2 separate regions of the Homo sapiens genome follow, and region 2 is linked to region 1. A link is a loop called in an ENCODE intact Hi-C map of the cell type or tissue named here. Cell type or tissue: PC-9. All regions are shown on one strand.

The links. A loop is a pair of places that touch in the nucleus more often than their neighbours do. Peaks named below come from ENCODE experiments on the same cell type or tissue, not always from the same donor. Only the 100,000 strongest peaks of a DNase experiment are listed, where the experiment ranks them.
Region 2: a loop joins it to region 1, with 4 times the contacts of the local background. A loop is called at or near these places in 9 of 110 quality-filtered maps.

What each region holds. Positions count from the first base shown.
Region 1 is chr1:202,199,230-202,201,729 of GRCh38, reverse strand. All of the region lies in intron 1 of LGR6 (leucine rich repeat containing G protein-coupled receptor 6), which reads right to left. Among named protein-coding and RNA genes, the nearest start is that of LGR6, 6.7 kb to the right of the region's middle. In PC-9, a CTCF peak has its summit at 1,483 (motif pointing right); a DNase peak (open chromatin) is centred at 1,269; H3K4me3 peaks cover 331 bases; H3K27ac peaks cover 643 bases.
Region 2 is chr1:202,290,953-202,293,452 of GRCh38, reverse strand. All of the region lies in intron 6 of LGR6 (leucine rich repeat containing G protein-coupled receptor 6), which reads right to left. Among named protein-coding and RNA genes, the nearest start is that of UBE2T, 50 kb to the left of the region's middle. In PC-9, no CTCF peak of the experiment used is centred here; a DNase peak (open chromatin) is centred at 972.

The DNA of each region.
Region 1 (2,500 bases):
GATCCTTCCCCCAGAAAGACAGGAACTGTAACTAGGCTTTGAGAGGGTGCTTGGCCTGAGATTTTGACGCAGCCAGAGTCCTGCTCATTCCCTTGGAGTTTGGAAACCCCTCAGCTGTGGGCCTCTGAGAGGCAGTAGATAAAGTGGGTAGGAGGGAGGCTGCCTGGGCTGAAATCCCCCCACCAGCAACTAGTGGCAGGTTGTCTTAGGCAAGCTCCTTAGCACTGAAAAGCCTTGGTTTCCTCATTGGTAAGTGGGGATAACACTAGCACCTCTCTCATGGGGTTTATGTGAGATGATGCAGATAAAGTGCTTGAGCGCACTTCCTGCCACATGCCAATCATTCAATAAACGCTGGTTATTACTATTATTGGTAAAGGAAGAGACATCAGGGTGATGGTGGATTCCTATGTATGTCTCTCTGAACCTATGGGGGGCCATCAAGACTGGGTCCCAAGAATGAACGTTCCTGATGAGCTAGTGTCTTTCTGGAAGAAGATCACAGTTCAGGGAATGAAAATATCAACCAGGAAGGTATCCTCACCGTGCTGGAGCAGACAGGAGAGGCAGAGAGCTGGGCGCAAGATGCTTCCCTGGTCCCAGCCTCAAATTCACATCTCACAGTTAATCAGAGAGGGCCCTGATCTCCCAGGGATGGGGAGAATTGAAGACACAGAGCATAGGCATCCCCTGATGGTTTCTGGAGGAGACAAAAGATTGTAGCAGAGAAGCGGGGGCTGGGGATGGGACACAAAGGAAACTTCAGTTCTGGAGGTGCCTTAAGTAGCCGGGCCCAGCTCCCCTCCAACCCGCCAGCCGCCGGCCTGCCCATGGCCTGCTCTGGCATGGCTCCGGGGGGCACAGTGCCAACCCCTGAGCTCTCCCCCCACCATGTCCTTTTGCTGATTCCAAAATAACTCTCTGCTCACTGCCCAAGTTTGGCCTCTCGGGTGTTTTTCTCCTCCTGGGACCTGTTCTCCCATGTCTGAAGGGCGGGAGGAGAGACCTGAATTGTCATTAGGGACTGGAGATCACTCCATTTTTGCCAATGGACTAGTTAGTACAAAGGGGACCCCACGATTCTCAGAAGCCCCCAGGTCAGTGAGTTCATTTCGGTTTGGCTAAAAGAAGTTGCCATTTCCAACATGGGGAAGGGAGATTGGCATTTTCTCCGCCACTCCATCTCCTGCACCTTCCCAAGGTGTCTGAAGCCCCAGCAGGCTCCTTGATCTTGGCCCTGCTCCCAATAGTGACTCACTAGCCTAAGGTCACATAGCCCATTAAGAATGAGCTCAGAGGAGGATCCTCACGGCCCCTCAGGGCATGTCTGCCCCCAACCCCCACAACAACACTCCCAATCCCAAATGACCCATTCACCCCTGCTTTTCCTTGGGCTATAGCAGAGAAACTCTAATTTCAAGGAACTCTGATTTCTGGGGAGAAGCTGTACTCTCCAGACAGTGCTAACCTAGAAGCCCAGATTCTTCCTCTTTGGAGAGTCTCCCACCAGGCGGCAGGCTTAGCCCCAGCTCCTCCGGGCATCCCCTGGGAGAAGGATCACTTCCTCCACCATCCCGGCCCAGGAGCCCAAGAGCAGAACTGGCTGCTTGAAAGGCCTGTTTCCCTGAAAGTCAGTGGGACGGGCTTTGTTAGTAAAGGAGGAGGGTGGGAGGGAAGGAAGGGTGATCTGATGGGGCTCCAGAAGATGAGACTCTGCCATCCTAACTCCCCGTCCTGTCACCAGTAGCTCTGCTGGGCCCTTTTCACAGTAGTTTATTTGTAGCTGAAGGCAATAAGAAAAACAATATTAATAGTAAACATTTTGTAAGCCCTTATAGCATAAAAAACCCTTTGCTTTCTTTGTCTCATTTGCTTCTCCTCACAACCCTTTGAGGTAGATACTATTAGTGTTTCCATTTTAAAGACTGAGAGACTGGAGCTTTGGGGAGGTTAAGTGATTTGCCCAAAGACACAGCTCATCAACAGTGGAGCTGAGACTCAAGCCTGCGCCCAGCAGGGCCTCCCCATTGGGATACCTTCTGTGCCCTGTGTGTCTCTCCCCCGGGGGGCGTGGGTCAGTGCAGGAAGCAGGCTGCAGCGCATGTGGGGCCATCAGGGTTGAGAGCCCATGGAATGGGGGGAAGGCGGGGTGGAGTGGGGGTGGGCTGGGGGCCAACTCTGCTCTGAGCCAGGCTTTCTTCTCCTCCGCCAGCCGCCCCACCCGGCCGCGCCCCATGCCCGCTGCTGCCAGAGCCGAGAGGTTTCCTTTTTCTTTTGCCTAGGGCTGTTTCCTGCCTTTCCTTTGAACTGGGGTGTTGGCTCCCCCACACATTCACCCACCTCCGGCGACCCCCCGGGTCTGCCTTCTGATGGGCCCACCCTACTAGGCTCCACTTTGGAGCAAGGCTGGCACAGGAGAGCCCCAGGGGACCCCACTTCCTGGAGTCACTGTACCCCTCCTTCACCCTTCTCTTCCCCACCCTGGTCTGGGTGCTGCCTG
Region 2 (2,500 bases), 92 kb before region 1:
TGACTGTGGAGAGCACACGAAGCATCAGGACCTTCACAGACTGCAGTGATCACACAGAGCTGGAAAGACCATGAGGGCTTCATGGAAATGTGACATGTGTCATAGAACAGCAAGATTTCAATATGAAGGGATGAATGGATCAAGAAGAGAGAGCATGACTTAGAGGAAGTGAGTGCTGTGGAGTCGTGTTTGGAAAAGAGCAAGCAATATCGCTTGGTTGGAGCAAAGGGCAATACTTGGAGGTAATTCTAGGGGGCTGTCTCCTCTGGACTGCTATACACTTCTTATCTGCTGTCCCTGCCTCCAAGTCATCCATATGATAACATTGGTTGAGCACTGTCTGTGTGCCAGCCACTAAGTGTTTTGACTGAATAATCTCTTAATCCTCCCAACAGCCTCAAGAGGCAGTTACTGCTATTATACCCATTTGACAGTTGAGGAAAGCGAGGCACAGAGAGATTAAATTAGTCACTCATATCACACAACTGATACCTGGCTGTGGCAGAGTCTACTGTCTGTAAGTAAAAATCTACTCTCTCTTTTCTCCATAGCTGCACTGACCAATACAATAGCCACTAGGCATGTGTGGCTATTTAAATTAACTACAAATAAATAAAATGTAAGATTTGGCTCTCAGTTTCACTAGCCACACTTCAAGTGCTCAGTAGCAACATGTGGCAAGCAACTATCATATAAGAACAGATGCAGAACATTTCCGTCAACCCAGAAAGTTCTACTGGGCAGTGCTGGCTTATCATAATAGGAAGAATGCCAGGAATGGAGCAAGAGTGGACTTCTCAGCCTCCTTCACAGTAGGTGTGTCAGAAGTGGTGCATACTGTATCTAGTCCAGGATTTATAAAATAGACAACTTGTCTCCTCACTGGTCTCTCTACCCTTCCACCAGCTACAGGCCAAAAACAATGAGGCCCTGGAGGTGGCAAGCTCCCAAGAAGCCAGATCCCTGAGTCATCACATGGATGAGGCCACCTGCCAAGAAGACACACTCTCCTTAGACTGTTACATGATCCAGAAATAAACTTCTATTGTGTTTGTGCCATTATACATGTTTCAGTCTATATGTCACAGCCATTTAGCCTACCTGAACTAATTCGGTGTCACAGCCAGGATTTGAACCCTGGCAGTGTGAGTCTGAAGCCCACACTCTTAGCTACTACACATCTGCCGGAAAGATCTTTTTAAAATGCAAAACTGAGTCTGTCACTCTCCTGTTGAAAAATCTGGAAAGGCTTCCAGAACAAGGGCTTACAGACAAAATCCAAATCCCTTAATGGGCTCCGATGCCCTTAACTAATCCCTCAGTTTCATCTGCCATTTCAGCCCTTAATGGGTTGTGCCATTTTCACACCCTTGTGTAGTTACTTGCGCCCCTCATGCCCTCAGCCTGAAATACCCTTTCCCCACATCCTCAGCTGTTAAAATCCTAGTCATCCTTTGAAGTCCGGTCCAACTATACCTTTCTCCCTCAATCCAACCCAATCCCTGTAGTCAGAATGATTCACTCACTCTCTTGGAACTTTTCTGGGATTTTCGTCCTCTGCATGCATAGCATTACAATGGTAATAATAGAGGATAATAGTAATTACTATGTAATAGTCATGGTTCTAGTGATTTGCATATATTAATTCATTTAATTGCCATGCCAACCCTTTGAGGTAGGTACCATAATGGCCTCCATTTTGGAGATGAGAAACTGAGGCACAGAGGGAGATAATCACTTGACCACAGTTCCACAGCTAGTATTAGAAGGGCGGGGATTGAAGTCCAGGCAATCTGAGTCCAGAGTTGGGTTTTCTGCATGCATATTGTCTCCCCAATGAGACAGGAAGCTTGCTGAGGTTGGGAAGCATATGGGTTCACTTTTGGATCTCCCACAGCACAGGCACAAGGCCACATATGTGAATGTTCATTGTTGTAGATGATCATTTGAGTCCACTGTGCAGGGTCTCAAGATGGGGGCTCCTTTGGCCTTGGTAGCTGGCTGCTTCATGGCAGTGTCTTGGCCTTTGGGATTAGACTCTAACATGCAGACCAGGCTCAGTGTGTATCTTTCATTGCAGGATGGCTTATGATGCCCTAAACTTCAGCAGGAAAACTCATCCATGGCTTAATAGACTATTATCTTTAACAGCCCACAATCAGCCAGAAGCCCAGGAAGAGTTCATTGTTCTGTCTCCTGCTCCCGGGAGCTAGAAGCAGAGGGGGAAGGACTGAAGTTAAAGAGAAACCACTTCCAACTCCAGCCAGAGCTCAGTCTGGAAGCTGCAGCTGTCCATAGCTAAGACACCCCTTCATCTGCTCAACTGTTTCTAGCCAAATCTAATCAAAACAAATGGCAAATCCATGCAATCGGTAAAAGTAGCTGAGAAGGCAACCCCAGCCCTAAGCTGTTCAAGGACCCACATGCCTAATTTTCTCTTTTCCATCAGGCTGTGCAGAAATGGCCAACTTCAGAGATCTCTGAGGAGCCTCCCTGTAGA